Regions from separate parts of the Mus musculus genome. Here region 2 is linked to region 1. The links are chromatin loops, found by intact Hi-C in ENCODE. Cell type or tissue: heart. All regions are shown on one strand. Links, peaks and the distances in the headings refer to the core of each region. The heading gives the core; the rest is flanking DNA.

Region 1 (16,275 bases), core at 7,028-9,527:
GCAGGTGCTATTGTCCTCATTTACAGAAGAAGAAATTGAAGCGTAAATGGATCATGGTGATGTGATTTCCAAGTGACATTCAAAATCACATGAAAATAATGGCTGTTTCAACTGGTTTTTTTTGGAAGACTAGTTTATGCAAAAGTGTTGATAAGAAGCGTCATAGAAGAGGAATGGAAGAATCTGCTCCTGATGTACTTGACAACTCTGGAATTTTTGTTGTCACTGAACAAGAGATGAATAGCTAGAAAGATTATGAATCATCCTCCTCTTGGGAAAATTCAGTGTCAGTGTGAATGCTTCATGACCCCTCATTCCCAAAAGCTTATTATTTAAAATTTAAATAATGTTATTTCTGGCATCCTCATGGCCCTCACTCAACTGTACCTCCACAGTAGAGGACATCTGAGAACAAAGTAGCTTCCTTTCCCCAAGAACACAAGTGCACTTTGATGGGTCCAGCTGGGGATGATTGGGTCGATAAGTGAACTATGATTAGAGTAATAAAACAAACAGATACGCCTTGGGAGGGGCTGAGAATAGGCCTTGCACATGCATACTTGGTGTGTGTGGATGAGTGGGTGGAGGCTCAAGGATGGGACATAATATAACTAAAGACAAACCCATCAATAGCAGGATTTTCTAGCTGTTAATGCCTTACATGGACCTAATTCTCATTCTCCTGGACCTTGACCAACTGTTATCTAGCCAGGTGAACCAGGAAGGATGTTGTTTTTCCTAGGGGACAAATGGCCATTGTGAAGCAGAGATAAGGGTAACCAGTTTCTGTCTTGCCACCAGGAGATATGAATTAGAGAGTGGGTTTATAACAACAGTCTACATTTAAGTACACTGTGAGTGTTCTGGTTAGTTTTTGTCAACTTGACACAAGCTAGAATCATGTGGGGGGGCGAATCTCAATTGAGAAACTACCTCCATCACATTGATCTGTGGGCAGGCCTGTGTGAACATTTTCTTGTTTAATAATTGATGCAGAAATGCCTAGCCCCCTGTGAACAGTGCCACACTTGTGCAGGTGCTTCTGGAGTGTAAAAGAGACCAAAACAGTCAGGCCACAGGAGCAGGCTAGTAAGCAGCATTCCTTTATCATCTCTGCTGCGGTTTGAGCCTCCAGGTTTTTCCCTTGGGTTTCTGCGTTGGTGTGGCAGTTTGAATGGAAATGGGCCCTACAGAGTCATACATTGGAATACTTGTCCTCAGTTGGTGAAACTGTTTGGGAATGATTAGGAGGTGAGGGCTTTTTGGAGGGAGTCTTGAGGTTTCAAAAGACTTGAGCCATTTCAAGTGTGTTCTTTGCTTTCTGCTTGTGGAGTAAAATCTGAATGCTCAGTGGCTACCCTGCCATGCCTGCTGTCAATTGCCTGCTACCTCTGCTCAGCCATCGTGTACTCTAATCCTCTGGCCTGTAAGCCTAGTAAAGCACTTTCTTTCATAAGTTACCCTGGTCATGGTGTTTTATCACAGCAATAGAGAAGAAAAGCAACTAAGACACTGGGCTTCCATTGTTAGTGGACTCTAACCTGTAGGCCAGATCAACTCCTTTTTCCCTAAATTGCTTTTGGTCATGGTGTTTAACACAGAAAGAGGAAGACTCAGTCCACATCTACAAAGAATTTCCATTTCTTATGACAGTAGCTTCCAAATTTTACTTTTCAAAAGAGCTATTGTGCAGTCCAAACATCCAGAAATGGGCTCAACCTGGACTGTAGGATGATTTCTTATAGTTAAAAAAAGGCAGTGTTTTTCAGAAATCTGTGAAGTCAGTTCCTCTCTACCAAAAGGAGTCATTGCCAATGGGATAAATGGGTATCTGTGGTTCTCATTAGCTCTCCATATCATGGAGTTGTCATGTTATTACTTTTTGCATCTACCACTCTGTAAGGTAGGCCTTGAAAATATTCCCATTCTGTAGATCAATAAGCCGAGGCTGAGACAGTACAGAAGTGAATCCTGAGTTTCAAGTCCATTTCAACATGCTGGCTCTCTAATCCATTTAAACATTCATTCATTTAATAAGTACACTTTAAATGGAAGTTTTATCCCAGGTACCTGGCATTTGAGGGGGTTGGTGTGTATCTGTGTGTGTGTGTGTATGCAAACACACACACACACACACACACACACACACACACACACACACACACACACATATATATATATATATATATATATATATATATATATATATATATATATATATATACCTATCTTTTACTTTTGTACACCTCAGTCTAGTGATATTTTAATTCAAACCAGTTTTTTAAAGCCTTCCTATTTCAGAAGTAATATGGACTTTTGCAGGCTGGTTTAGTGCCTGGAAAGTTGGGACATCAGCAGAAGAGCACAGGGATGCACACAGATGTGTATAGAATGATTTGCCCATAAGAGGCCGGGGGCCACTAGCAAGGGAGAACAGACTTTGAAGTTAGTTCCTGGGTTCAAATGGTGATCCAACCTCCTCTGTTGTGATCCTGGATGACTTTGCTAACTTCTGTGAGCTTCAACTTGCTGATCAATAGAATGAAGATTTTAATATCCATTTCACATGATTGCCAGGAGAGGCCTGGCTATTTAGTGGTTAGCACTTGTGGTAAACACAGCTGTGCCTGGGCCCTTTCTAAACACCCTGAAGGACATGTGGAGTCCCGAGCCTTCTACTTACTTCTTTTAAAAAGAAATTTCATTCTTTTGGCCTTTACCCTCATGGTTTGACTCAGTCATCAGTTCTCAGTGTTGAGACACTATTTATTTGGGATATGTGAGTTGGTATCTATAAATTTTAACTGGTGACCTAATCCAGATTTAAACTGAATGAAACAAACTCAAAGGGGACTGGACTGAAAGGTGGAGGTTCAAGATCGCCTTTTGAATAACATGTCCATGTACTGTTATATTTATATTAAAAGAAGGAGATGAGACCTCAGCCATGCGAGTCTTGTTTGCATCAGCATTTAGCTTATATAACCAACATCGACTTGTTTTCTTTGCTCTCTCCTGAGATAGAATTTGACCCTTGTACTTGATGAATTTCAGTATTCCTTTCTTTTAATTTCCCATTCATAAGCTTGATTAGCTCCGGGGTCTATGTACTTAGGGACTATTTGCACATGGTTAAATCACTCTTGTCTGTTCTTGTTTTCCAGGAAGGTCACTGGAACTCCTGTTTATGTGGCTGGGCTCTTCTACAGAAACATCTCCTGCTCTGAAGGAGGCTGTGTTGACATTCCCTGAGACCTGCAGGGTGACCTTTCCTCTAACTGCTCCAAGGAAAACAACCTCATGGCAGAAGCTATATTTAGTGACTTTTGGCTAACAGACTCTTATAAAACCTATAGCCTGTGATAAGTTAAGTCAACATTTAAAATCTCCTTTAAATGACCTCGCCTGCTACCCCTCCAGGGAGAGATTTCAACATCGTAAACAACTTTACCATTCTCAGAGCAAGTATGCTTTCCCATGCCTCTGTGTGGATGTAGAAAAGCCTTCCCATGCCCATCTGTCCTTCACTAGAGTGGATGAAAGGGGAGGAAGACATAAACTCATACTTAATGGAAATTAATTATCAAAATTTACTGTGCACATGGAGCAGTTTATGTGTGAATTCTATTTCATGTCTATAAATGGTGACATCAACAAGGCTAAGACCTTTTCTCTCCATTAAAAGGGAGAGTTTTGCTTAGACTTATTCCTCAAGTCTCAAATTCAGGAGTTAAGTGTGACTCTTTTAATCTTAAAGAATTACCTGGGTACCAAGGAGGCAGAATATATGAAGACACATTCTTTCCATGGAAAACAATGGGGAAAAAGAAAAAAAAAACCACTACTACTATTTGACTTAACTACTAAGATAATTGAAAATTAAAATTGCATATTGCAAAAGCATGGTGGTGGCATTGAAATGACACTTGTGTCAGGGCCTATGAAGGAGATACACCAGGAAGGAGGAGAAGCAGGAAGAGAAGGTAGACTAGGAAGAAGGGGTGAGGGTTGTTCAAATCAGTTAACTTTGCCTTAGGGGTAGTTAAACCTTAGTGACGAACCAAGACTGAAGATTGGCTTTTTGTAGGGAACAAATGTCTGAACCATACCCATTCACATAATGCATTTTAATGGTTGAAGATGAATACAAACCACATTACCTAAAGCTTATAAATATGGGTCTGGGAACAGGTTCCTCACTGTTCTTTTTGTTGAGTAGATCCACCTTGCTCATCCTGCTTAATCTCTTTATTGTTTCTTCTTCATCTTCTCTACTCCTTCCTTCCTTCATTCACTCACTCATTCATTTTTTCCAGTGAGTGTATACTGGATACCTAGATCCAGTGTCTCAGTCAGTGTTCTATTGATGTGCAGAGACTCCATGACCACAGCACGTCTTAAATAGGAAAACAGTTCATTCTGGCTGACTTACAGGTTCAGAGGCTTAGTTCATTTTCTTCGTTGTAGGAAGCATAAGGGCACACAGACAGAGATGATGCTGGAGAAGTAGTTGCAAGTTCTACTTCTGGATCAGCAGGCAGCAGGAAGAGAATGTGACCCTTGACCTGGCCTGAGCAAATGAAACCTCAAAGCATACCTCCAGTAGCACACTTTTTCCAACGAGGCCACACCCACTCCAACAAGACTACACCTCTTAATAATGCCATTCCCTATGACTCTGTGGGAACCATTTTCATTCAAAGCACCACACCCAAGCAAAGAAATGGAAAGACTGAAATATAACACTCATTAGGTAGAGCTGACTCACAAAATACAAGGTGAATTGACGTGTTATTTGTTCAAAGTTACCAAACAATATTATACCACTTGTCACATACCAACTTATGGAGCAGCCACTTTTGACCATACAGTAGAGTAGGTAGTGAGAATGCAGTTGGAAAAAACCGAAGTGTACATTCAAATGGAAGGATAATACTAAATAATTACACAGACAACCATTTTAGTAGAAGAAGTACTACATAACACTTGTATATGGTGCTAAGAGAGTATGTGAGGAGCTGGAAGCCTGGATACAGGTGTTTTATTTTTGAGATTGTATGTTATGTAATTAGAAGAGGCTTCTGTGAAGAAGCTATATTAGAAATAAGACCTGAAATATGGAGAGTTAATTAATTTCACCAAGAATGTTGGGGAAAGTGGACACACATGTAAAAACAGATATTGAATCTTCTTTGTACACAAAAACGGATTAAAGAATTAAAGCACCAGACTGGAAACTAATATTTCCCAGGGGAAAAGATTTATATCATTGGTCTGGGTGATGATTTTTTTTTGATTTGATATGAAAATCCCAGGAAACAAGTTAAACATACGAGTACAACTCAAAATCCCTGGCATAGCAAAATTAACAGCTAGGAGAATGGCAGGGGGCAGGGAGGCAGTGTCTGGAGAATGGAAGAAAATATTTGCAAACCACAAAGCTTAAGATACAAAAGGATCTTGACTCAATGGAAGCAACAACAACAAAAAAGCAAAAAGCAAAACAATACAAAACGCAACCTAGCTCAGTTGGGGAAATGTTTTGCTTGGTACACACAGTCTTTCTTAGAACTTCAGCATTACACAAACCAGGTGCAGTTGTGCATGCCTAGATAGATACTGGAGTTCAAGATTTTCCCCGACGACATAGTGTGTTTGAGGCCAGGCTTGAATACATGAGGCCCTGACTCTAAGAAAGGAGCGAAAACTAAGCAAAAAATGCCCCCCAAAACTTGATTAAAATAGAGGCAAAAGACTTGAGTAGACATTGCTCCAAAGGCATATATAACTGGTCAGCAGGCCCAGGAAAAGATTTCAGTGTCAATAACCATTAGAGAAATACAAAGTAAATATGCTAGCACCTCACCTCTGCGACAGTGGCTATTAGCAAAATCCAACAAGTGTTGGGTGAAGATTTTAGGAAAGTGGAAGTCTGACCTATTGGTAGAGATGTGGAATGTTGCTGGTGCCATGGAAAAAAAGTAAGGGGATTGCTCAAAAATGAAATAAGATAAAAGTCAAACAATCTGACTTCTGGATATATTTTCAAAGGGTTGAAATCAAATTCTCAAACAAATATTAGCATATTAGCATCCTATGTTTATTGCAGCCCTGCTCACAAAAACCAGGATGTGAAACTGTTTCAAATATCCCTTGATAAATGAATGGATTAAAAATATTGTATGCATGCTCAACAGAGAATGCTGTTCAGCTTTAAAAGCAAAAAGCAAAACAAAACAAAACAAAAAAACCCTGAAAAATTAAACATGATGGGCCTTGCAGTCACTTTGCACAACAAAATGAACCAGTCCCAGATGGGCAAACACTGAACAATTGCACATGTCTGACATTTCTTAAATAGGCAACCTTGTACAACAGTGGTTGCCATAGGCTCAGAAAAGGATGAAGTAGGTATAAAATTTCAGTTATACAAAATGAAGTTCTAGAGATACATTGTACAGTATTTTCCCCCATAATGGCTTACAACAACATTTGAAATAGTTTATACTTTTATGTCTGTTTTAAAGCGTTGATCTTACATTAAGTCTTCTAGAAGAGGAGCAGTATTAATAGTAACAAGTAGAAACTCTATGGTGAAGAATAATTCTATATTCATATTTTAAACATAGTAACAATAGCGATAGCTAATTAGGCTGCATAGCACAGTGGGTTCAGCTGCGCTGTCTAGATGGAGACAAGTTCTCAAGGCGTTGCAGGAAGGGAAGGGGCATGGACACATGAACACAGACTTGTATGTGGGTGGGTGGGTGGGTGGCTTTCTCAGGACTGAGGTCTGCAGCCTTGAGGCAGAATGAAATCTCTGGAAGGTTTTCAACAGAGTGCAGAGACAAAAATTTGTTTTTCTACCAACGATCACTTTGGCTATGTCAATGAAGGACATTTTTGTTAGGGACTAAGGATGTGCTGATGAGCTGAGTTTCCTGCAATTGTCTGGATAAGGTGAGATAGCATCCTGGGATCAGACTATGGAACCCAGATGGAGAGAAGTCAAAGGATACGGTGTATTGAGAAAGGAAACGAACAGGACCTGGTGACACATGAGCCTTGAGATTGGGCGAGAGAAGGGGACAATGTCAAGGGACACTAATAACTAATAAGCCTCATAACTGGATGGCTGATAGTGGCACTGTTCAGAGGAGACACTAATGATGAGAACCACAATTATTTGGAAGAGAGACTTTTCTCATATTTTATTTTATACAAATTGTTTGGCTTTGATACATTCCCTTAGAGATGTGTAAGTCGCTGGCTATCTTGACGTCTGTCTATCTTGTACAACTTTTATAATATTTTCTTATTTGAGATTTTGTTTTAATGAAAAGAAAGCATCTCTGTGTTTTGTTCTGTGCCCAAAAGAAGTATTTAGAGACAAACATTGGGCTAGGTATTTGTTCATTCATTTGTCTCCTTGGTTCTCCTCCAGCTTTACATTATTCTGTGATGGGCGGGCAGGAACTTGTTCTGCTTCAGCCTTTAACCACTATAGAACATTTTCCTCCTGCTTTCTTTTCTTGAATTGCTTCATGGGAAATGACACAAATAAGGCATTTCATTTACCACGTTTACAGTACATTCAGTTGTTCTAGGGCTCAGGCTGCCACCACACTGAAGTGTGCACAGTTTACACCACAGAGACACATGCAGTGACTTTTGAGGTCAGTTTAAGCTGCTATCTCCAGCTCTGATTTCTTGTATCTAATTTTAACATAACTGCTGCACTTTATAGCCCTTCTGCAGACTAAAGTATTGCTTCAGGTGGGTAGGTCAGGGATGTTATCCACAGGGTGTTTATGACTCATGTTTGCAAAGGACATTATCAGGCAACCCATGAACACCACAGCACACACCAGCAATGCCATCACCACCATGACAAGACTATTAGTTTTTCTACCTTTTTATTTAGCACCTCTTTCCTAGGTATGCACTAGTAGATGTGGGATATTTGTACACCTAGCCCTACACCTATGGTGGTATATAAGGGAATATGCTATTTTGCTCAGGGGCTCACATCCCAGTGAGGTGATATGAAGAAATTGATGCTATTTAAGATAATGAGCAGCATAGATACAGAATTTTCAAGTGCTGTGAGATTGCAGAACACAGAGAAATCACTTGGGGGCTTTGTGGGTTTCTGTGTGTGTTGAAGACATGCCTTTGAAGTATCATTTTTAGACAGCTCTTTTAGACTAAAGGCATGAGACAGGAAGCTAAACAGGTATAAAGCTCCAGCTGATGGAAGATTAGTCACTATCTGGGTGGTGAGTATGACAGGGTAGTGGTTTCAGGCAGGGAGGCTGGATGTAGGCTGAGCCAGATAGATATGAGCCCTGCAAAGTTGCACCAACTGTAATGCTTTGGAGGCAATGGTGAGCCAGTGGAGGTGTGTTATAGTTTGACCTCAGCTGTGTACTGAGCAATAGCTGATGACCAATAGGGAAGTCAATCCAGCAGGCAAAAATGGTCCAATTGTCACGTAAGTGAGACCCTGGCATCTCTGGGGAGGACTGGAGAGAGGCAGAGGCTATACACCGTTAGGCAGTAATAGCAGAGCTGTTGCCATAGTCTGTGTTAAGATTTAGCATGTGGAATACCGAATCTGGTTCTCCATATGCCTTCCCTTATGGGATGAATTGAATCCTCTTAAAAGTCATGAGTTGAATCCCCCTTTCTCAGTGCTTCAGATTGAGATTGCATTTGGAGAAGTCTTAAAAGAGGAGTAAAATGGATGTTGTTATTGGAGTCCTCAAAACAATATGATTGTTTTCTTTATAAGAAATGGAAGCCAAGACACTGAACCCAGAGAGATGACCTTGTGAGGACACAGTGGGAAGATGGACATCTCCAAGCCAAGAGGCTGAGCTCAGAAGAACCCCGCAAGCCTGCTTGCACTGTAACCTTTTAGCTTCTCGAAATATGAAAGAATGAGTTTCTGTTGTATAAGTCACATTGCCTGTGGCATTTTGTTGTGGTAACCTGATCAAACCAACACATTTCCTGTTAGCTAAATCTCACCATGGTTCAAGCTTGTGTGGATAGGGGATCTAAGAAGTCTTCTGGGGACTGAGACCATGTTTTCTGTTTTTTATTTCACCCTCTTCATCACCACAATCACAGAAAACATAACAGCATATGCAAGAGAATTATGGAAATTTGGTCACTTGATCAAGAATGTCACTAGGTTGTTTTGTCCGGGTTCTAGCTTTGTTCTAAAAAAACCTGCCAATTGGTTCAAAAAGCTCATGATGACTCCTTATACTGCACTAGTTTAGATCTAGATTCTTAGGCTTTTGGGAGGGACAATACTCTAGTTCAAACTGGAATGACCACTGAGCTTTGCTGACAAACTACAACTTGGAAAAATGATATATATGTAAAGAGAATCTGTCCTCAAGGAGAAAAGCCATTGGAGAAATTAAGGAACATTTTATGGAACTGATATGTCTCTAGAGAGGGTGACTTCATTACTATATACAAAGAGAGAGAGAGGAAGATGAGCCTTAATTGGTTGCCTTAATTGGGCAAACATAGAGACGCTCCTGGAAGTCTCACTGTAACCAATAGGAAGACAGAGTTTCACAGATCGTTGCTTGATGAGACTAAGTCAGCATCCAAATCTAAGGTGATTCATTTACCTTGTGAGATAAGGTGTGGTTACATTATACCAACAAGAAGGAAACTTTTACACCACTGTACTTTTAATTTGGAGATGTCAAGTTTTCTTGTTTCTTGTTAGCAACAAGAAAAAAGATGATAGAGAACACTCTGGATTATCTAAAGATGATGCCTCTCTAGTTTAGCAGGACCTGGAGAGGATACTTTCTGGTTATTCCTCTGAGGCAGCGTACATTAAGGGGAGAAATGTCAGAATTTAGGAGATAAACAACCAGCATTTAAGTCATGGCTCATTGGTTACTCTGCATATTGCCCCATGACAGTTATTTAATCTTCCATTGTTCTGAGAATCGTCTATGGTCATCTATAAACATGACATCCTTCTGTACAGAGTGGCTGTGAGCATTCAGTGTGAATGTGGATGAAGGAAAACAACACAAAACCCCAAAACAAGAAGTTGACTAGAGATGACGAAGGTGGGCTTGGCTCACTACCAGGAAAATGACTCACTGGTGTATGCCCTTGTCCCCAGTTCATGATTATTGTGACAAATGAATGTGGAAGGTCAGAAGTTCTCCAGCCTTCTACCACTCAGATAACAAAAGAGAGCAAACAGCTGCCCTGGGCAAGGTATTCTGCACAAAGCAGACAGACTCCCTCTTCTAGGCACCAAGAGGTTGAGAGAGTACTAAGACATATCATAAAGGGGTATTCTTATAATAAACATAATAAAGAATAAGGGATGTTCCACAAATGTAATAGGAGCAAAAGAGCAAAAAATATAAACTAATATTTTCTATTCTGGCTTTATGCTTAATATTTAACAAGACAACACTTGCATATCACATGCAGAAAGACTTTGAGACTCAACATATAGCTCCTAAGTTTTGAAAGTGGATCATGAGCCTACTGCCTACTGCTATGTTCTTAGTTTAACAGAATTCCTAAGTGTAACGCTAGTAAAATCTAGGCACATACTGGAGAAAATGAAAAAAAAGTTTTCCTTCATCCTCTAGACATAATCATTGTATCATTTTGATCTATTTTCTTTCAGTCCGTTTTCTATGACTACCCAAATAAGGCATAAAAACAAAATTTTAGTTTAAACCAAGTTGAGATCCTCCTGGATACAAAATTTTATATTTGTCTTTGTCTCCACTTAGAATTAAATGGTTAATACTTTATCATACTAAAACTCAAAGAATCGTTAGAAGCTAAACCAAACCAAACCAACCAACCAATCAACCAACCAACCAAAAAAACCTAAACATGTTACCCAAGTATTATATAATAGTGACTTTGTTTTGTAGACATGTATCTATAGAGCTTATTAGGCACTTTTGACTTATGAGTAGATATGATCATTATATGATATATATAAAATTTTCACTTGACAGATGAAGAACTTGAACCTAGAGAGTTAAGTGGGATCTGATTGTATTTAAAGTCCATATATTTAATACTATAGTAAGAGAAGTTAAGAATGGTCAGAACATTTCTTCCTTGGCTCAGTAGGTTGGGTCCGTAGAGACTTTGTGAGTGTCTTCTATGAATTGGACCCTATGCTGGCCCTAGGTCTCCAATGGGAAACCAGGAGTTCAGACAAGGCTCCAAGTCTGTCAGACTGCAGGTCTCTCTCATTCTATTGTATCCTACTTAAGGAGAAGTATTTTCTCACTGGAGTTGATGTTATGGGCAAAGCTGGCCCAGAATATGGCCCTCTTGGAACACAACGTCACAACTAGAACTCTTCTCTCTTGTGAGGGCAAGGGTGTCAGGACTGCTTCTGATGGGCTTCCCTTTTCTCCTTCCAGGCCCCAGACAGTGTAATGTGGTCCAGGTGACGCGGGATTTGCCTCATGGGTTCAGATACCACCAGGCAGGAACAACTGTCTTTAAGAATTACACATTGTTCTTATAACCCCAAGCTTTGGCATTTGAATCCACCAAACTTCAGTTATAGAAAACTCCTTTATGTTTTTTCCCTTGACAGCTCACACTGTACTTCAGACTGCTTTGATAACTCCCCTAACAATTGCCTTCATTTTTTGAAACCAATGAAATGACATGTTTGAAGGGATTATTCTTTTTCCCCCTATGGAAAGTACATATAACTCATAATGTTTTAATAATAGTAACCAGATGGATTGAGGGGGATCTGACAAGGGCTTTCTTTAGCTAATTTGAGAACATACTGAATTTCAGCCTCTTTTGCCTAATATAAAAATGGGCAGAATAAAAGTGCTTTATAAATTTCCTATGTGTGCAATGTTAATATGTTCATCATGGTCAGGTAAAATATATTAAAAGTTAACTCTCCCTTTTTCCATTTTAAAAGCAAAGGTTCCAGGCTTTATCCAGGAAATCCCTTGAAAATATTTGGCTATTAGAACTACATGGTCCTAAATAATAATAGTTTCCACTCAATATTTGAGTAAAATACCTAGTCACTGTACATGCCCTGCATTTCTTTTCTCTGATTCTCAAAGAAGCACAAAAGGCTTTAAACAAACTTCTTATCTATATAGAAAACCATAAATTGTAAATGGTAGAAGGGGCCTTAATAGCCATCTTGTCTACCTTATTCTTCCTGTAGATGAAGAAACAGAAAGTTTCAGTGAGTTTTACACATGAACCTCACCCCACATGTAATGACCATTCACCATATCCCCACACATCTATTCTGCTTTACTTTTCCTGAGCTTTCCACCATTTTCTTTATTTTTTTCATTACTTTTTTCAGATAAGATCCTGGATGATAATGGAAATGGGCTAGGCTATGTTCAGGTAAATTTGGCAAAAGAGAACAGGGAATAGAGAGAAGGCTCTGAATTAGCCAGAAAAAGTATAGTCAACGAGTCCAGAGAAGGCAAGGAGCCAGGTTATATCTGTGGCATATTCAGATCATAGAATCTGTTATCAGGCTACAGGAGAGTGGTAAGTAGATAAGGGGAGCCTTTGTAACAGGTACTCAGAGGAGCTGCACTCAAGGGCAGGGTTCCCCAACAAAGCTAAGTCAAGAATGTGGCCAGAGGATCCAGGGGAACTGGAATTAAAAAAAATATGGATCACAATTCCAAGGAACACATTCACAAGGTCAAGGCAGAACTAGCTTCCGTCCTAGAGTTCTTAGGATGAACTTGAAACAGTATGGAAGAAACAATTACTGCTTATCTAAGTACATCACATAATAAGTAGTCATATGATTTGCTTCGCAGTGTTCTGCGCATCCAGACTGGGCCATGTGATTACTTCTAGTCAAATGACTGTGATGGGAAGCAAAGACTATGGCAACTGCACATTTTATTGTTAGTCAGGAAGCCCTGACTATCCTAGAAAATAGATCTATTGTCAGCTCTGTTCTGTGACGTACACTTCTGGAACATGCACAGTCTTAGACACTGTATGATTATTTTTTGGGGCCTGAGGACTTAATGAGTATGTGAGAAATGCCTTTGATCAAGAAAATATACCTTGCTACACAGGTGCTGCCTCTGAGAACAAAGTAAGAGCAAAGACATTTCCTCTATAAAGCCAAAGTGCTCTGCTATTACAACAGCTCATCTTGGTGGAAAAATAAAATTGAAAAGAGTGCAATGGTGGGGATTTGTAAGTTATAAAAATACTGAGGCCGGGGATTTAGCTCAGTGATAGTATGTCTATCTAGTATGCACATGTTAAAAGGTGATATCAATGCAAACAACTTTATGTGATTGCAAATGGGTACACTTCTATTTATATCTTATCTCAACAATGAATGAGGCAAGTGTTATTATTTCCACTTAGCAGGTCAGGAAACTTAGGTACAGAAAGTACAGATAATTTCAGGCTGAGAAGATGACCCAGTGGATAAAGCATTTGCCAGACAAGCAGGATGACCAGAGCTTGAATCCCTAGAACCAATGTGAAAACTGGGCAGGTGAAGTAGCTGCCTATAATCCCTGCATCTAAGAGACAGAGTCAGGGAATCCCAGCTCTACTAGCTGGGCTCATCCAGGTCTGTGTTCATGGAGTTATCCTGCCTCAATAAATAAAGTGGAGAGTAATTGAAGAAACACCTGAACCAACATGGCCCTCCAAATGCACCTGTGCACATACACGTACCCCACATACATGCAAACATTCATACACGTATATACATATCCTACCAACATGCATTTAAAGAAGAAAGAAAGTATGAAAAGTTTAGAAGACAGTTGACACAAATACTCTGAATCAACAAATCTATATATTTGCAATGGATTATTGTAATGAATAGTTAAGAAAATACTATTAACTATGTATTGGCTCCTATAGTTAAAGCCAAGTCAATTCATTGTATATTATGTAGTTTTTTAAAATTAGGTATTTTTTTCATTTACATTTCAAATGCTATCCCAAAAGTCCCCCATACCCTTCCCCGACTCCCCTACCCACCTACTCCCACTTCTTGGCCCTGGCATTCGCCTGTACTGAGGCATATAAAGTTTGTAAGACCAATGGGCCTCTCTTTCCACTGATGGCCGACTAGGCCATCTTCTGATACATGTGCAGCTAGAGACACAAGCTCTAGGGGGTACTGGTTAGTTCATATTGTTGTTCCACCTATAGGGTTGCAGATCCCTTTAGCTCCTTGGGTACTTTCTCTAGCTCCTCCATTGGGGGCCCTGTGATCCATCCAATAGATGACTGTGAGCATCCACTTCTGTGTTTGCTAGGCCCAAGAATAGCCTCACAAGAGACAGCTATATCAGGGTCCTTTCAGCAAAATCTTGCTAGCGCATGCAATGGTGTCAGTGTTTGGAGGCTGATTATGGGATGGATCCCCGGGTATGGCAGTCTCTAGATGGTTCATCCTTTCATCTCAGCTCCAAACTTTGTCTCTGTAACTCCTTCCATGGGTGTTTTGCTCCCAATTCTAAGAAGAGGCAAAGTGTCCACACTTTTGTCTTCATTCTTCTTGAGTTTCATGTGTTTTGCAAATTGTATCTTGTATCTTGGGTATTCTAAGTTTCTGGGCTAATATCCACTTATCAGTGAGTACATATCATGTGAGTTCTTTTGTGATTGAGTTACCTCACTCAGGATGATGCCCTCCAGGTCCATCCATTTGCCTAGGAATTTCATAAATTCATTCTTTTTAATAGCTGAGTAGTACTCCATTGTGTAAATGTACCACATTTTCTGTATCTATTCCTCTGTTGAGGGACATCTGGGTTCTTTACAGATTCTGGCTATTATAAATAAGACTACTATGAACATAGTGGAGCATGTGTCCTTCTTACCGGTTGGAACATCTTCTGGATATATGCCCAGTAGAGGTATTGCTGGATCCTCTGGAAGTACTATGTCCAATTTTCTGAGGAACCGCCAGACTGATTTCCAAAGTTATTATGTAGTTTTTAATGTAAAGTGAACCACCTTAAAGTTAATGGCTTGGTAACATTAAAGTGCCTTTACAGCTGTGCAGTCATTACCTCCATCAGATTCCAAAATACATTACCCACAAAGAAACACTTTACCCATAAGACAATTGCTTCTTATTCCTCCTATTCCCTAACCCCAAGTAAACTCCAGTTCTAAGCAATTACTAATTATTTTCTTTGTCTGTAGATTCTGGATGAAATGTTACAGTATACAGCCTGTATATTCATCTGGCTTCTTTCATTCAACATGCTATGTTTAGGTTTATTCATGTTTTAGCATGTGTCAGCATGTCATTTCTTATTATGGTATATTAATATTCTATTGTATAGGCACAATGCAAATGGTTTATTCTTTCATCTGTTGATGGATACTTAGCCTGCTTGTCCATCTAACTGTTGATGGATAAGGCCTTGTGGGGAGCGGGTGTGGCGGCAGTCCCAAAGGCGCCAGGGACTGCAGCTAAGTCATATGACTTGCACCTGACTTCCTCATATAAGACACAAACATCTTGAGTGCTGCACAGGTGTACCAGGATTCAGGTGAATCCAATTTGGTGGAGATTTGCCCCTGCTGCCCTGATTAGCTGAAGCTGCGTGCCTGGTGAGGTGGCGTGGCCTGCTGTGCGTGGATGGGAACTGAGAGTATAAAAGAGTGAGAGGCCCAGGGTTCGAGGGAGATATAAAAACAAGGGAGATATAAAAACAAGGGAGATATATAAACAAGGGAGATATAAACAAGAGAGATATAAACAAGAAGAATCAGGACTGAATAAACGTGTGCAGAAGGATCCTGTAGCAGCGTCGTTCTTCCTGGCCAGTTGAGCGCGCGCGAGAAGTGGTGCCGAAACCCGGGAAGAAAAACTCGGGACGGGACGAGAAGACCTGGGACCCAGGACAAGGGAAAAGAAACATCTTCAGGCATGAGCGAAGACCCCCTGCTACAGGGAGGATTCAGAACTGCATCACGGGGAAGGAGTGGTTAATAAAAGTTCCTGTAAAACAGACTGTTGAGAAGGATCCGGCGTGGATTCAGAACTCTTCAGCTGGGGAACGGTACTGATGAAGAGAAAGAAGAAAGATGAAGACTGAATAAACTGCTGTTAGAAGGACTGGTGGTCACGTCGTTCTTGCTGGTCGAGAGTGGGCGTGACAATTGGTGGCCCGTACGGGGAACCGACTCCCCCACCGAGTTCAGAACTTTCAGCAGTCAGTGGTTGCCGTCAGGGTAAGTTCACGG
Region 2 (16,275 bases), core at 8,635-11,134, 61 kb before region 1:
TACCAAACCTCCGGTGACATTCACCTCTTTGAAGGCAAATGGACACTTTTCAGCCCATCATCTCTGATTTGCTTTTTTAAAAAACGAATCATTTGTTTTTATTTTATAAGTGTTTTATCTACATGTGTGTATGTGTTCTATTTGTGTGTAGTGCTCCCAGAGGCCAGAAGAGACTGTTGGATTCTCTTGAGCCAGAGTTACAACCAGTTGAGAGCTGTCTGATGAAGATGCTGAGAACCGAACCCTAGCCTTCTGCACAAGCAGCAAGTGCTCTTAAGAGCTGTTTGTCTGTCGGTCCTCTGACTTCTTGGACAGAATTTTGACAGAATGATACTAACCCCCAACCAGCAAATGTTGGTCTTTGTGAGTGAGTCTCCTTTCTTTTTTTCCCCCCTTCTCTGACTGCTCTTATTTATGCGTTTATGCTGGTCACCCAGCCGTGTTTGTGATAACATTCCTCAAATACTTCCTGTATCTTACATTCAGTCTTCCGCTATGCAGCCTTATCAATGCCAAAGGCATTTGGACTATGAATTTCAAATATCTGAAGACAAGAATTTCTCATTTTGAGTGCTATTGACACTTTACGTTAGAGAATTCTTTGCTGTGCAGGTGAGGTTGCCCTGAACTTTGCAGCATTTTTGGCAATCTTTCTCTCCCATTATATGCCAACAGCACCTCATACTCTGCCATAGCAACAGCAGCAGCAGCAGCAGCAGCAGCAGCAGCAGCAGCAGCAGCAACAACAACAACAACAACAACAACAAAATGTCTCCAGTCATTAGCAAATATACCCAGAGGGGACAAAAATCATCATAGTCTTTGAAGGGATTGTTCTAGACCTATGTCTTAACTGCCTGTCTGACACATGTCAAAGGCACTCACATGTAACCTGTCTAAGGCCAAATTTATGATCTAGCCTTTCACCAATGTGACTTGAAGACAAGATAAAACACAGACTCATTCCTTTCATTCTCTAGCTGTCAGCCACACTGGCTTCCTTTCCAAACTCCGAGTAGCCGTGGGCCTCCTTCCTCACGTTGTTGAGGCTTTTCCTTCTGCCCAGTACCCATGTGCCTCCTCACTCTTCTGAGCTAATTCGTCCTTATTATTCTGATAATTTCCAAACCAGGGTAGAAGGCCCTTGTTATGAGCTCCATGTCCCTTAAACCTACAAGCACACATATATTAGTGTGTGGCTCCTTGCCTAATTTCCCCACATTAGATTGTAAGCATCACAAAGGCAAGGTCTGCATCTGCATTTGTTGACGCTCAGCACCAGATCCTCCTGTTTACTTCTAATACATGCTGTCTTTGAACAAGGAAAGACTCGAATCAACAGATGTTGACGATGTTCAAGTGATAAAGGAGAAGACTGTTGAATAAAATAAGGTGAGAGTTGGCACAAAGGCAATTCGCCTGGCTGCCCTGGAGGGATCCTGGGAATTGGGTGATAGTTGGTGGTGCTAGAGAGTGCAGATAAATGTGTGAAGGGTGGAGGGTGGGCCAGGGAAAAGAAACACACTGAAGATTTGGGGTACAGGGTTCTACTTTTGAAGGGGGCAGTGTAAACATCTGATTAGCTTACTCTTAAAATGTCATGGCTTCCAGGTGAAGAGTACTAGAATATATTACCCTAAACTATGCCTCTTCCACCTAGACACTATTTCGAGCTATTTCATTGTGAACTGAAGTTTTCTGGGGTAAAAAGAAGTCACACCTGTGTTCTACAAGGCTGATTAAAACTGTGATGATGGAGAGTTGGAATGTTGCCAGATTATCTTCTGCTATCTTTAGCTCTCAGTGTCTGAGCCAGCATCCTTTGATTTTTCAGATAAATGCTTTTGGAATGGATTAACAGGTCTCTTATTCTACCAGAAGCTAAGAATGCTATTAGATAATATCTGAAACCTGGAACAGATTAAAATTTTTTTCTGTGCTGTAAACTGCCTACCTGATGTTCCCACCAAAATATTTGAAGAATGCCTTGATTTATAACTTCCGTTTGCTCTGTGACTATAAAAATTTCCTGCAACTGTTGCCATGTTGAAATAAGGCATTTGAGGAACCTGAATCCATGTTCCTGGGCCATGTTCACTCATGTGGTTCCAGAATGGGAACTAGAAAAATCATTCTGAGTGAGGTCACCCAGACCCAGAAAGACATGTGGTTATGTCCTCACTTGTAAGTGGATATTAGCCATAAAGTACAGGATAATTTTGGGTCCACAGACCCAACAAAGCTAAGTAACAAGGAGGGCTCAGGGATGTGTGAATCTCACTGAGAAGGGGAAATAAAATAGACATCAAGGGTGGATGGGGGTGCTGGCTGGAAGTGGGAGTTGGGGTGAAAACAGGAAGGATCAGGTGGGTAGAGGACCGAAGGAGAGACAACTGAAATGGGGAGGCATCTCTGGGATGAGCTAGACACCTAGGGCAATGGAAACACCCAGGAATCCATGAGGGTGACCCTAAGACTCCTAGAAATGGAGGATATGGAGCTAGAAATAGCCATCTCCTGTAACCAGGCAAGACTTCCAATGGGGGGATTGGGACCCCAACCCAGCCACAAAACTTTTGACCTACAATTTGCTCTGCCTCCAAGATGTGCTGGGACAGGAATCTAGCACAATCATCACAGAGGCTTCACCCAGCAAATGATGGAAACAGATGTAGAGACCCACAACCAAACATTAGGTGGAGCTTGGGGAATCCTTCAGAAGAGGGAGTAAGGTTTGTAGGAGCCAAAGGAGCAAAGGACACCACAGAAAAACCCACAGAATCAATCTGGGTTCATAGGGGCTAACCAGGGAGCCTGCATGGGACTGACCTAGTTCCTCTGCATATATGTTACAGTTGTCTAGCTTGGTCTTCATGTGGGACTCCTAACAGTGGGAGCGCAGGCTGTCTCTGACTCTTTTGTCTGCCTTTGGGACCCTTTCTTCCAACTGAGCTGCCTTGTCTAGTCTCAATAGGAGACTACACACCTACTCTTACTGCAGCTTGATGTGCTAGGGCTGGTTGATATCCATGGGAGGATTTCCTTTTTCTGAAGGGAAAGGGAGGAGGAGGGGGTAGGGGAGGGGAGGAGGAGGGGAAACTGCAGTTGGGGTGTAAAACAAAGAAAGAAAGAAACAAACAAATATCTGTCCTCTGTATTGACAATAAGAGGGAGAAAGGGACAGGGAGACTTGAACAGTTTTACATTAAACTTTTGAGCTGATGAACTGTTAGAAGACTTGTTCATGTTTTCTTTTAAAGCATCTTTACAGGGGCTGCAGAGAACAGACTATAAAATTTCCCACTTTTGAAATTTATTAAGAGCTTTAAAAAAAGTGCATATAAACTAGAGTGAAGGAATGTCCTGGATGTAGGGTTTGAGACTTTTTTCTTTCTGTAATTCTTGCTGGTGGGGGTGGGGGGTTATGATACTATTTAATAAAAGGATTGCAGGCCAGGCAGGATTCTCAAGGGGTTGCAGGGAGAGAATGAAATCCTGAGTAATGTGTACTGTTGACATGGGCATGGGGGCACGTTAAGGACCCCAGCGCCTCAGCTCCACGGGGCTGGACAAAGTCTTTCCTGAGCAAGGCTCAGAGGGATGGCAAAGCATCCTTGAGTCTGAATGTAAATGCTGACGATATGTGCAGAAAATGTCCACTATAGCTTTCTCTCCTTGGATGATTACAGCCTGAAGACTGCTCCCCTACAGAGGTGGCTCATATAGAAAATAACTAAACCTGCCTCCTGTTCAGCTGTATGCAGCAACCATGCCTCTCTGTTCAGCTGTAGATAATGAACACGCTAGCTTCCATACTTCCATGGTGCTCCAGCTTCACCATCTACATTTTTCTGTGTTTTGTGTCTTTCATCTTTTCACTTCTTCACTGCTCCGGTTAGACCAGTGCTTGGAATCATATGGCAGGTAGGGGACTGGGGGACACCTTCATATTCAGCCTGAAAAGCATCTAGACCAGTACAGAAAGAAGCTCCTGTAAAATGCTCTCTGGAAACGACTCTCAGTTCTAGACTCTGCACTCAGGGGAAATCAACATTTCCAGCAGAACAGGTGATGGGATGGATGGCTATTCTCCACTTCTGTAAGACGTTTATTAGCTGAGGAATGCAGAAGCTTGCTGGCATTCCTCCTCAGTGGCCTCAGAGTACCTCCGTACCTTAAGAAGCCCCCTTTGCAGCCCTGCTTGGCTTCACCCCAGGAACTCAATATCCAGTAGGCACTGAGGCTGTAGCAAGCATTTAAAGCAGCACCCACAAGTGATGAGGCTGCCCTGGGAGGACTGCCAGAGGAAAGACAGCAGAGACTAGGGGTTAACGAGCCGGCTCTGCAGCCTCAGCGTCTAGCCTCCAAGCCTGGTGCTGCCAGTGCCTAGCAGCACACCTATGTACAAGTTTCTTTTCTGTTCCTTGGTCTCCTGTTCTTCACAAATCATGAGAATGAATGACTTGCCAGGAGGCATTGACTTCCACAGCTGGGTGATGGTCTAGATTAGTGTGATTAGACCATCATCCTGCTGGAGGCACAGAGGCAGGGAAGAAAGTAGGAAGGTCCAAAAAGTCCTGCCTACCTCTGAGATACACAGGCATTTCCAGGATTGGAGTGAATCACTGACTGCCAAGATGCTGGACATCCTGCAGAGCCAAGGCAACAATGGGGACCCTCATCAAGGCTGGTGGCTTCTTAGAGGGACTAAGACAGAATGCTCCTGTTCCTGGGGATGCCCGGATGAGCATCTGGGTAGAGACATTCATGGGAATCCCACTGTCAACAGCCACCAAGTGGAACAGGACAGTAATTTAACCACTTGTAATTTCTCCTAGGTTTTCCTTACTTACCTCAGGGAAGCAAATATAGAACTTGAGAGGTATGAAAAAAACGTACATAGTACTATGGCAAACTGCTGATGTATGGAGCCAATTTTTTAATGACTAGATGCCTTGCTTTACATAAAACAAACATTTCCTGAGAGGTTATGAGTTAATAAGTTTCTAAACTTAAAACCATACTGTGTATGTACTCAGGATACTGCTGTGTAAGGGAAAACTGGTGAATGGCTTGGAATTCTATGACCTCTGATGTATTAGTCTGCTTGCTGTCACTGTGACAGAATGCTTGAGATAGACAATTTATAATGGTTTTGGAGGTTTCAGTCCATAGTGGTTTGGTCCATTGCTTTCAGGCTTGTGGTGGCAAAGTAGGTCATGGTAGAAATACATGACAGTGGAAGCCCTTGCTTCATGGCAGCTGGAAGACAAAGAGGAGTGGGCTATGGTTCCCAAATCCTCTCCAAGGGTATGGACCAAGCCACCTGTCTTCTTCCAGTAGGTTCTATCTCCTAAAGATGCCACTAACTCTCCACAGCACTGAAGACAGAAAGAAAGGTGCCTGGGACTGTGGGGTTTGTTTCAGATCTAAACTATAGCAACTTACTCATGGTGTCCCCAAGTTTGGCTTTTTCCTTCTGCAGTTCCTAGAAACAGAGCTTAGACACCCCTAGCTAATGTGTGGCCATCTGTGTGCACAGGGTTGACCTAAGATGATATGGTGGCAGGGCTCCTCTTTCCTGGAGCTTTGGAGTAAGGGTGAAGAGAGAGAAAGGAATCAACCCATGTTTAAAAAAACTTTCACTGAGCACCTAAGCTATTCTTCCACATAATCAACTGGACCTGAAAGGCATATTTGTTGTGGGCTGTTCATCTTGCCACAAAGCAGAAAGTCTTCCTGCTACAGTATATTGAAGAAATTGCTTCTTTTCTATTCTATTCTAGCAAGAACATTGTGTGCAACCTCTTCCAGGCACAAGGATTTGCTGGAAGGAAGCACAGCCTGGTAGCTCTTCTGGTGAATAAGCAAAATAGAAGTGGACACAAGAGAACACACCTCATCTAAGGGCTGGTGTGAGTTTACCTCCTTCACCTTCTCCCTTTGCTACAGCAATGCACACAGTTCTAGATAAAGCTACTTCACTAGCCTGGAGCTGGAATGAGGGAGACACAGAACATAGCTCTAGGTGGTTATTGGTGTGTGTGTGTGTGTGTGTGTGTGTGTGTGTGTGTGTGTGTGTAGAAGCACAACATGAAGCACAGAATAAAGCTTATTTTAAAGAATATATATATATATATATATATATATATATATATATATATATATATATTCTATGTATGATTCTATGTGTACATGCATGTAGCCACAGAGTTCAGAAGAGGACATAAGATCCCTTGGAGCTGAATTTACAGGTGTTTGTGAACCTCCTGATGTTGATAATTAAGACTTGAATCCATCCTAGTGAATGAGCAGCAATAGTTCTTATTTGTTTTAGAAATGTTTGGTTTCTTTTAAAAATTCTTCTCTCATACATAACATTCCTACTGCAGTTTCCTCTCCTTCCACTGCTCCCCCTTCTCTGAACCCTCATATCCCCTTTCCCTCCAGATCCACTTCTCCCGTTTCCCTTCAGAAAAGAGCAGACCTCCCAGGGATATCAAACAAACACAGCACCAGTTACAACAAGACTAGGCACAAGTCCTCATATCAAGGGCAGATGAGGTAACCCAGCAGGAGGAAAAGAGTCCCAAGAGCAGGAGAAAGAGTCAGAGACATCTTCCACTCCCACAGTTAAGAGTCCCACAGGAACACCAAGCTACACAACCATAACATATATGCAGAGGACCTAGGACAGTCCCATGGAGGTTTTGTGACTGCTGCTTTGGTCTCTGTGAACCCTTATGAGCCCTGCTTGGTTGATTCTGTGTTCCCACGGTGTCCTAAACCCCTCCGGCTCCTACAATTCTTTCTTTTCTTCTTCCATGGGGCTCTCCAAGTTACACCTAATGTTTTGCTGTGGATGTCTGAATCTGCTCCATCCAGTTACTGGATGAATCCTCTCTGACGACCATTGGGCTAGGCACCAATTTGTTCTTCTGGCTGGCCAATAAACATTGTTTTAAGCATTGAGATTTTAGAATTATTTGTTTAATAACATGACATGACCATGGTTCTCTCTGCCGAACAACTTTTTGTTTTTTACAGGGATATCTCATATATAAAGCAAAACTTGACACTTTGGTGAAAGCAGAAGTGAGGGCCACACCTTTTTGAAGGAGTTCTCATTTTCTTCTTCCCCAGCTAGAGCTGAAAATGACAGCCTACATTACTGGAAATATGCTATGGGAGCAAATGATGGTTATGGAATTAGATTTCAAATGTGCATCTCATTTGACTAGACTGTTTGATGTTTAATGAGGCTTGGGCTGCATCTGTTTTATTCATAGCTGTAAAACTGTAGCCTGGCATGGTGCCATGCACACAACAGGTATTCTGCACAGTATATGAATTAGGGATGATGAGTGATGCAGGATGCAGGGCTGGAATGAGACAAAGCTAGACTCAGTTACAAACTGAGCACATAAACTTACTATCTCTAGATGGTCTTGTGAACATCTAAGCCATGGACATTGTGTGAGCTGGACTTAAATGTTAAAATCCGAACCCTCTGTACCGGTGACCTTATTTAGAGATGGTGTCTTTGTGGAATAGTCAATTAAGATGGTATCATTTGGTGGGGCCTTATTTAGAAGAGTTCTGGCCTTATTAGAAGGAAAGACAATGCCAGACAGAGGGAAGACTGGACATGCAGAGGTGGAAGCGGAGATTGGCCCCTATGTCTGTAAGGCATGGAAAGCAAAGGTTTGCCAGTAAACACTAGAGGCCTGGAAGGGCAGGGGAATGCTGTCCTCCAACACTCAAAGAGAACAGGACCCTGATTTCAGAAGTCCTGTTGTCCCAAGCCACTTAGCCTGTGATAACTTATTCCAACAAAACCTAGGACTTGAAGAAGCCAAGTTTCCAAATTTTTGTATTCTAGCCCTGAATAGTGGTCATCACAATTCCTTCTCCACATGGTTCCCAATTTTAAATTAAAAAAATTTCATTATTATTTTTCATTTTTTAATTTTTACTTCTTGTTAAGTTAGTCCTTTGATAATTTAATAGACAGTTTTGACACATTCTGGTTACTCTCTTCCCCTACCCTTTCTTATCTCCTCAAACATTTGTCAAGACTCACCCCCCTCCCTAATCTGTCCCTTTCCCAGATTAATGACTTTTGGTTTACTGTGTGACTCAATTGGCCTAATCTGTACAATCATCAGATGAATATCTGTTGGCTCATGGTAGGGTCACCAGTGGGTACACAACCAATGGCAATGACTGTCCTTTCCTTGAATCTGCTAGAAGGAAACAGTTCAGCCATGATAGGTAGGGCATGCTGAGTCTCTCTTCTCTGCTCTTGTCTGGTTGCTAATGTGTCCATTCTTGTGCAATCATCTACAGTTGCTGAGAGCTCATGATTGCAGTGGCTATGTATTGCCCAGTAGAAGGCATTTTACAGTTCATTTCCCTATCTTCTGGCTCTTATAGCACAATATTCTCTGAGTCTTGGAGGGGTGATATAGGTACCTTGTTTAGGGCTAAGCACTCCACTTTTTATTTATTTATGCTTAGCACCTTGTGAACTCATAGGTCTCTGTCTTCATCACACTTCATGAAATAGAGGAGAGGCTGCTCTGATTAAGGTCAAGAGTGATAACTGTTTGGCGTTAGTTGCCAAGTTGGCCTTGGTGAAATTTCCTGGCATGGCATGAGTAGTGCCAAAGTGAGCTTGTGCAGTCTAGGCTGGCCTCTAATAAACTTATTATGTAGTTGAGGATGACCTAGAATTCCTGATTCTCCTACCTTTCCCCACAGTGTGCTGGGATTACAGATGTTATGATGCTAGGGAACAAATCCAGGATTTCATAGATGCTAGTACTCTGCCAACTAAGCTAGATCTGTTAGAGTTTCCTGAGGGTAAATGCAGGTGAAGTTTCCCCCATCTATGGAGGCCTGTGAGTTACATCTTTGTCTCCAGTTTCCATCAGGAGGCAGGAAAATTTTCTTGACGTTGAGAATTCAATTACATTGGAGAGAAAGCAAAACAAAGATAGTGTTCACTCTTGAGAATGTTATTTTTTTTTTTTGAGAAAAAGTCTCTTAACCCTTATCTTGAGGTTTTGCAAGGGAATGACCCTTACACAGGTCCTAAAATAGACTTGGAAATAAATGACAACCCCAAACAACAAAACCCATTGAAATCCATAGCATTCATTTAGACTTCTTGGCACTGAGTCCAACACAAAAGGAAGACTTAATTAAAACAGGGTCAATTGCATCAGGCAAACCTCTGCAGTGGGCTCAGGAGGAGGGACCTGCACTTTCAACTCCATAACAAAGACTCATTGTTGACAGAAAACCACCATTCCACACATTTTTGGCTGGAAGGCAGCCTGTCCTCTGAAAAATCCACAAGAAGCTATTTTTAAAGCCCATTAGCACTTTGTTAAAGTCAGCTGCATACAGGAGAAACAATCTAAGACACGTAGGAACGGGATCTGCAAACCCTGAACCCATTGGGGACTCTGCAGACCAGATACCTACAGATTGTGAAGGGAAGACAAGACCCATGGTGTGTGCGACTTGGCTGCAGTGGGAGACAGGGTGCCTACAGACAGGGCAGGTGTCAGTGGGGGGTCACTCACACTCCATTGTTGGTTGTACTTTCACTCTTGAGGAACAGTTTATTTAAGCACCCTGAAGCGCCATAGCTTATTTCCTGTACCCTGGACTGCCCATCCTGTTTGGAGTCCACTTCCCTCTGAGGTGGGACTTTACAAAGGAAGTAGATGGGTGTGTTCCCATCCCCACCCAATGGAGGGCCCCTTTCCTTCTGACCTTCTTAGATGACAGTGAACAGTGAGTGAACTTGTTTTGGGTGTGAGGCTTAAAGTCACAGGCAATGATTTTTATCTAAGTGACACCAGAGACTGGGCCTTGGAGTGGGTAGGAATTATCTTGAACTCGCACACTTAAGGTTAATCATTACCTTTAGCTGGCATGGCTTCATGTAGTATGGTTTGTGGGAAGCATAATACTGGGCACATGGGATGCAAGGACAAATGTATTTGTCTCTGGTCCAGAGGGCATTCTAATTTAGGATCAGAAAAAAAATATAGCATAATAGAGTAAATAATGAAGTCATTATTGGAGGGTTAAAGATAAGCGTAGAATACTGGAACAGCTAAATCTCAGCGTGAAAAGGTGGAGTTGACTCAGAAAGCCAATTGGCCATTTCTTTTCCTGTTTCTCCTCCTGGCTGCTATAGAATAGGTTTCCTTAAGTAGATTCAGCATTACAAAAAGAGCCATAGTGCCGCCCGCTTCCAGTGATTCCCAGGGGTGTGGACTTATGCAACTGTATAAGCACAGTATTCCGTTAGGTGGCCAGTCTCTTTTTCTCCTTCCTTGAATGTGGGTCTGGAGCAGTGAAGACAGGGCAGGAGAGATTTCCCACCAGCCATAGGCTTGTGAGATTATTGGACCTTTCTCAATCTGTTTCCCCATCTGCAAAATGAAAGCAGTAGATCGATCACATAACTACTAAAACTCTATGGCTAACTGTCTACAATCTATCAGGGCTCACATAGGTCCCTGGAACCATTGTAATAACTTGGATTTGAAGCCAGACAGACTTGGATTTTAACCTCAGATCCAGTGCAACCTGGATTGTTCATCTCTAGAATGAAGCTGGAGTCATTAAATCCACCTTGTTCGATTAAGGATATCCATGCACATCAACACAGCACCATAGCAAAACAGCTTCTTCTTTTCTTCTTCTTCTTCTTCTTCTTCTTCTTCTTCTTCTTCTTCTTCTTCTTCTTCTTCTTCTTCTTCTTCTTCTTCTTCTTTTTCTTCCTCCTCCTTCTTCTTCTTCCTTCTTCTTCTTCTTCTTCTTCTTCTTCTTCTTCTTCTTCTTCTTCTTCTTCTTCTTCTTCTTCCTCCTCCTCCTCCTCCTCCTCCTCCTCCTCCTCCTCCTCCTCCTTCTTCTTCTTCTTCTTCGTCTTCTTCTTCTTCTTCTTTTTATTAGATATTTTCTTTATATACATTTCAAATGCTATCCCAAAAGTTCCCTATACCCTCCCTCTGCCCTGCTCCCCTACCCAACCACTCCCACTTCTTGGCCCTGGCGTTCCCCTGTACTGGGGCATAAAAAGTTTGCAATAACAAGGGGCCTCTCTTCCCTGTGATGGCTGACTAGGCCATCTTCTGCTACATATGCAGCTAGAGATAAGAGCTCTGGGGGTACTGGTTAGTTCATATTGTTGTTCCACCTATAGGGTTGCAGACCCCTTCAGCTCCTTGGGTGCTTTCTCTAGCTTTTCCATTGGGGGCCCTGTGTTCCATCTTATAGATGACTGTGAGCATCCACTTCTGTATTTGCCAGGCACTGGCATAGCCTCATACGAGACAGCTATAACAGGGTCCCTTCAGCAAAATCTTTCTGGCATATGCAATAATGTCTGGGTTTGGTGGCTGATTATGGGATGGATCCCCGGGTTGGGTAGTCTCTGGATAGTCCATCCTTTCATCTTAACTCCAAATTTTTGTCTCTGTAACTCATTTCATGGGTATTTTGTTCCCTATTCTAAGGAGGAATGAAGTATCCATTCATTGGTCTTCCCTCTTCTTGATTTTCTTGTGGCAAAACAGCTTCTTGATACGTTTCAAGTTGTGCTAGACAAGCTTGTCAGAAGAGTATAGGTCAGATCCCCCCAGAGACATTGAATTTCCTGTCTCTGCTCAGAGATGGGGTGACTGCATATTCTGGTTTCTGTTTGTCTTGATACAATTATGATTTGCTTTTTCCTTTTCACTCGAAAAACTTGCTGATCTGCAGATTTAGTGCATTACATTCATTTGGATGCCAACTAAAGAAATTCAAGGCTTTTTTGTTTGTTTGTTTCAATTTTTATTATCGTTGAGGGGTGGTGGTGCTCATGTGGAGGTCACAAGGCAACTTTTGTGGAGTCTGTTCTCTCTTTTCACCCTTGTGTGGGCTCTGGGGCTCAAACTCAGGTTGCCAGGCTTTTGCAGTTGGCACCTTTACCTACTGAGATGTCGTTGCCAATCCCACCCCCAGCTTGTTGTTGTTGTTTTTTAAAGCTCATTCTTTTGGCTGTATTGTTTGAATTCTTTCCCATATAGTTCTTAAGATCCAAATAATAAGGGGCTGGAAATATGTCTTGGTGACTAAGATGTTGGTTGTTGTTCTAGGGCAATGAATGGTTCTCAACCTTCTTAATGCTGTGTCCCTTTAATACAGTTCCTTGTGTTGTGGTGACCTCCAACCATAGAATTATTTTGTTGTTCCTAAGTGCTTGCTGCACAGACAGGAGGTCCTGATGTGGATCCCCAGCATTAAGTTCTGTAGAAGCTGGCATGGCCATGCACATCTGCAACCCTAGTGCAGAGTCAAGCAGCTCCTGAAGCTTTGCCTGCCAGCTGCATGGCCAAATTGCTGAGCTCCAGGTCCAGTGAAGGAGACTGTCTTACAAATTAGGTAGCGACAACTGAGGAAGACAGCCGATGTCAACATTTGACATCTACATGTACCCAAATACACACACACACACTCACACACACATACACACATACACACTCACACACACATACATGCACATACACAGGCACATGTGTGTGGAAACACGCACACATACACACACTCAAACACACATGCATGTAGGCACACTCATGCATTCATTCGTGCATGCAGGCAGGCACATGTGCATACACACAAACAAACATACACACACACATGCACACATGCATGAATACAGGCACACATGTGCACACAAACAAACACCCCCCACAATCCCTACACTCACACCTAAATGAATAACAACCAAAAGGAGTCAGAGTAGTATAGAAAAGCAGGCAAGAAGCCACTCTGCCTCCTGTATCTGGCTGATGTCTAGATTACAGCCTTCTTTTGACAGAAAGAAAAAAAAATGTAAGAAGTTTGGTTTTTTTGTTTTGTTTTTATTCATTTTTGGCCTTCCTGGATTTTGCAAATGTAATATATTGCTCTAACCTCTTTGTTGATTATGAGATGGATTTGGCAGCCGAAATTTGCTGAGCCGAATTCCTCGGGTTGGGGAAGAATGTCTCCATGCAAATTCTTTGAATAAGAAGGATCTGAGGAGGTAGGGAAGGTATGCAAACTGAACAAGCACAGGTTTTCTTAAAAAGCCTGAACACAGAGGGAAGCCAGGAAGGACTGTCCTGTGTGTCTGTCACACCACGTGCCTCCTCTGTGGGCAGGAGGGAGGGAAGGCCACACAGATGGCAGACACTGTAGGCCACGTAGAAAATGAGCGTGGAATCTGACAGTGCCAACTCTGTTGCTCACAGATGATTCCAATTAGACCAGAGAAGGTTAATGTAGTTTCAACCATTACTTGAAATACTAAAATACGCCAAGGAACCCAGAGAGAGTGGGTACAAAAGAGTTCCTTTTTCTATCGCAATATTGACTCTTCCAGAAATAATAATCACTGATCCAGGCCCCCTTTATTCTGAGAAGTCACACTTTATACTGTTTGCTTTCTTTCCTGGCTATGAACGTGGCAAAAGCTCACACATGCCTCCACTTTATAAAATAAACTCCTTGCTGCCTCCTTCCAGGCTGCTGGTTAATCTGAGTCTCTGGGAAGCAAGGTTTCTAAGTATTCTAAGTCAAACTTTTGATATTCGAAGCAAATACTCATCAACTCATGATTCTGACACTGCTGTCTTCCTGACTCAGATGCAGCCAGTGAGTCATTTGTTTACAGATCCGTGCAAGATGGAGAAAAACATCCTCTCTGCTTGCTTTTCCAAAACAAGTTGAAGAAGTACTCACACATACCTTTTCCCACTCAGTCATAAATCTCTGCAGCTTCTAGGCACTCGCCAGCCTGTGGAGACGCCCTGAAACAACAGGCCCCCACACAAAGGCTGTAAAAGCCCCAATCCATTTCATGCAAGAATTTATGAGACAATTGTAAAGGTAGGCGTTAGAGGCTTATCTTAAAGCAATTTGTAAGCGGAAGCCCCTACCTACCCTCTTTCATTTATCATACAAGCATTTCTGGGGCTGTCACTGCAAATTAGTCATGAAATCTGGAATTTAATAAGAGAGAGTGGAACACAGTTTCAAGAGGACAAAAGTTCACTGGGAACACATCCACTTGAATCCTAAAGACCTTACTCACCAGAAGCAAATGTAAGAGACAGCAAAGTGCCTGGAACTATCGTCTCAAGAACCCTACTCATCTGATGGGGTTAATCAGAAAGGACGTATTTGACCCAATTTGTTGTTTTGACCAAGTTTAGCCTTGAAACTATAAATATCATTAAAGGAGGAAATCCCAGCACCTTCAGGTCAGACAGGCCAATGCCCTATTAGCAAAATGGTAGTAGTCCTTACCCATTGCCAGTTATATTTAAATGTAAATGGAGTAAATCTGTTAACCAAAAATTATAGAATTGCTGAATGAATAAGAATAGAGAAATCAGATATATACTTCCTATGAAAGCTCACTGTACTTGTAAGGAAACAAGCTGAAACTGAGAATATAAAAAAAAAATTCCATGTAAATGAAAATCAAAAAGGCATGGTGTTTATACTTACATCAGAAAAAGTAGACTATAAATCAAAAATTATGCAAAAGAGATAAAGGAGATTATTATATCATGATGAGAAAGGAATCAATTAATCAAGAATGCTTAATGATTATCATCTCCAAATTGGAATTAATGAATAAATTCAATAAGGTCAAAGAATAAAAAACAATTATAAAATCAGTGATGTTTCCATAAATAACAATGAACTATGTAGAAAAAGAAATTAGGAACAGTCCTATTTGGGACAGTTGTATAAACAGTTTCAGCTGGGCGTTTGATGCTCACCTGCACTCCACAGCTGGGGAAGTGGAGGCAGGGGGATCAAGAGTTTGAAGCCTAAACTACACAGGGACTGCAAGGGCAGCCTGGACCATACAGCATGATGAAATGAAACAAATAACAACCTTGGATTAAATGGTAACCAACCAGGGAAAGGATAAATATAAAGAATGTTGATGTGACACAAATAGTCTGAATAAACAGCATAGTCACTGAATTTTCCATAAGTAAAGTTATTTTGTATAATTCTTATTTCATATAAACTAACTTACAGAAGTCTCCACATCATCGGTTACCATCAGTGGAAGAATGTTGGAACCAGGGTTACACAACAGTGAACCTTTTCTAAACTATGCATGAGCAAGCTAAATGTTCTTAAACTTACGTGTTTTTTTTTGTTTTTGTTTTTGTTTTTGTTTTTTTTCTGTTAGAGTATCTTAGGTCTACACAGCTAAATTTCAGATTCATCACTGGAAAATATCAAATGTCATTGTAATTTTCATCTGCTTAGGAGGCTACTATGAAAAGTTCACATCATTATGTTAGGAGACACAGCAGGCCCACTCTTTTGTTTCTTTAGGCTTGTTTAATTTATAAATTATATCAATAATTATTTCCTAAACCCTCTATGGAAACACTTGAGATATTCATTTCAGTGAGTGGAACAGACAAAATCTCATTCTCATAGAAACTACATTCTTTGCCCTTCCATTCAATTTCATCATAATAGCCATTAAAGAAAGAAAAAAAAATTACAAAGATGACAACACAGCTTTCTGCACGCAGGGCAGAGAGAGACAGTGCTGACCTGTAGTGAGCCACTGGGTTATGGTATAGTGGTTTCTACAGCAGAAAATTATCAGAGGGCACCATGCACAGACTCAGAACAAGCATCAAAGCAGGCACTCTGCAAAGGAACTGGGACGATGGACACTGACGTACTGGTGAGAGGTGGATTTGCAGAGACTTCCTTGGAAAAAAGAAGAGAGGGCAGTGGGCATAGAAAACTTCTGTGGGTTTTCATCAGTTAAAAAGATATACAGTAGAAGGCAAGATTAAAAGAAAAAAGAACTTGTTATTGATCACCTGGTAATCAAACCCTGCTTTTGTTTTGCTTTTAAACTTAGGCTTAAATAGAAAATAGTCATGATTTTCCCTAAGTCGTCCCACGAGGTGACAGCCATGGAGTGGGCTCTCTGTCCTGTGCTGTCCCCAAACAGTGTTTATAGTATTCACTCCACAAGCAGCAGGATGGGCTGGGGCTCATTTTAGAATAGAGACTCTTGGGCTCCTCTTCTGTTACAATGGATCAGATTTTGAAAGAGGAGACTGGAATGTGTTATTTTCTATAAGTTGCTTCTTAGGAAATTTTAAAACAGGCTTGGGTCATTTACTCTCAAGAACCTTGCTGGCTTGATTATAAAAATTTGTTAATTGCTCA

Evidence for each region. A loop is a pair of places that touch in the nucleus more often than their neighbours do. Peaks named below come from ENCODE experiments on the same cell type or tissue, not always from the same donor. Only the 100,000 strongest peaks of a DNase experiment are listed, where the experiment ranks them.
Region 2: it touches region 1 in a loop (2.1-fold over the local background); 3 of 42 quality-filtered maps call a loop at or near these places.

Annotation. Positions count from the first base shown.
Region 1 is chr7:89,704,795-89,721,069 of GRCm38, reverse strand. The region is part of intron 1 of Me3 (malic enzyme 3, NADP(+)-dependent, mitochondrial); the gene reads right to left. Among named protein-coding and RNA genes, the nearest start is that of Me3, 80 kb to the right of the region's middle. In heart, for the core only: no CTCF peak of the experiment used is centred there; no DNase peak of the experiment used is centred there.
Region 2 is chr7:89,767,098-89,783,372 of GRCm38, reverse strand. The region is part of intron 3 of Me3 (malic enzyme 3, NADP(+)-dependent, mitochondrial); the gene reads right to left. Among named protein-coding and RNA genes, the nearest start is that of Ccdc81, 130 kb to the left of the region's middle. In heart, for the core only: no CTCF peak of the experiment used is centred there; a DNase peak (open chromatin) is centred at 9,672; H3K27ac peaks cover 378 bases.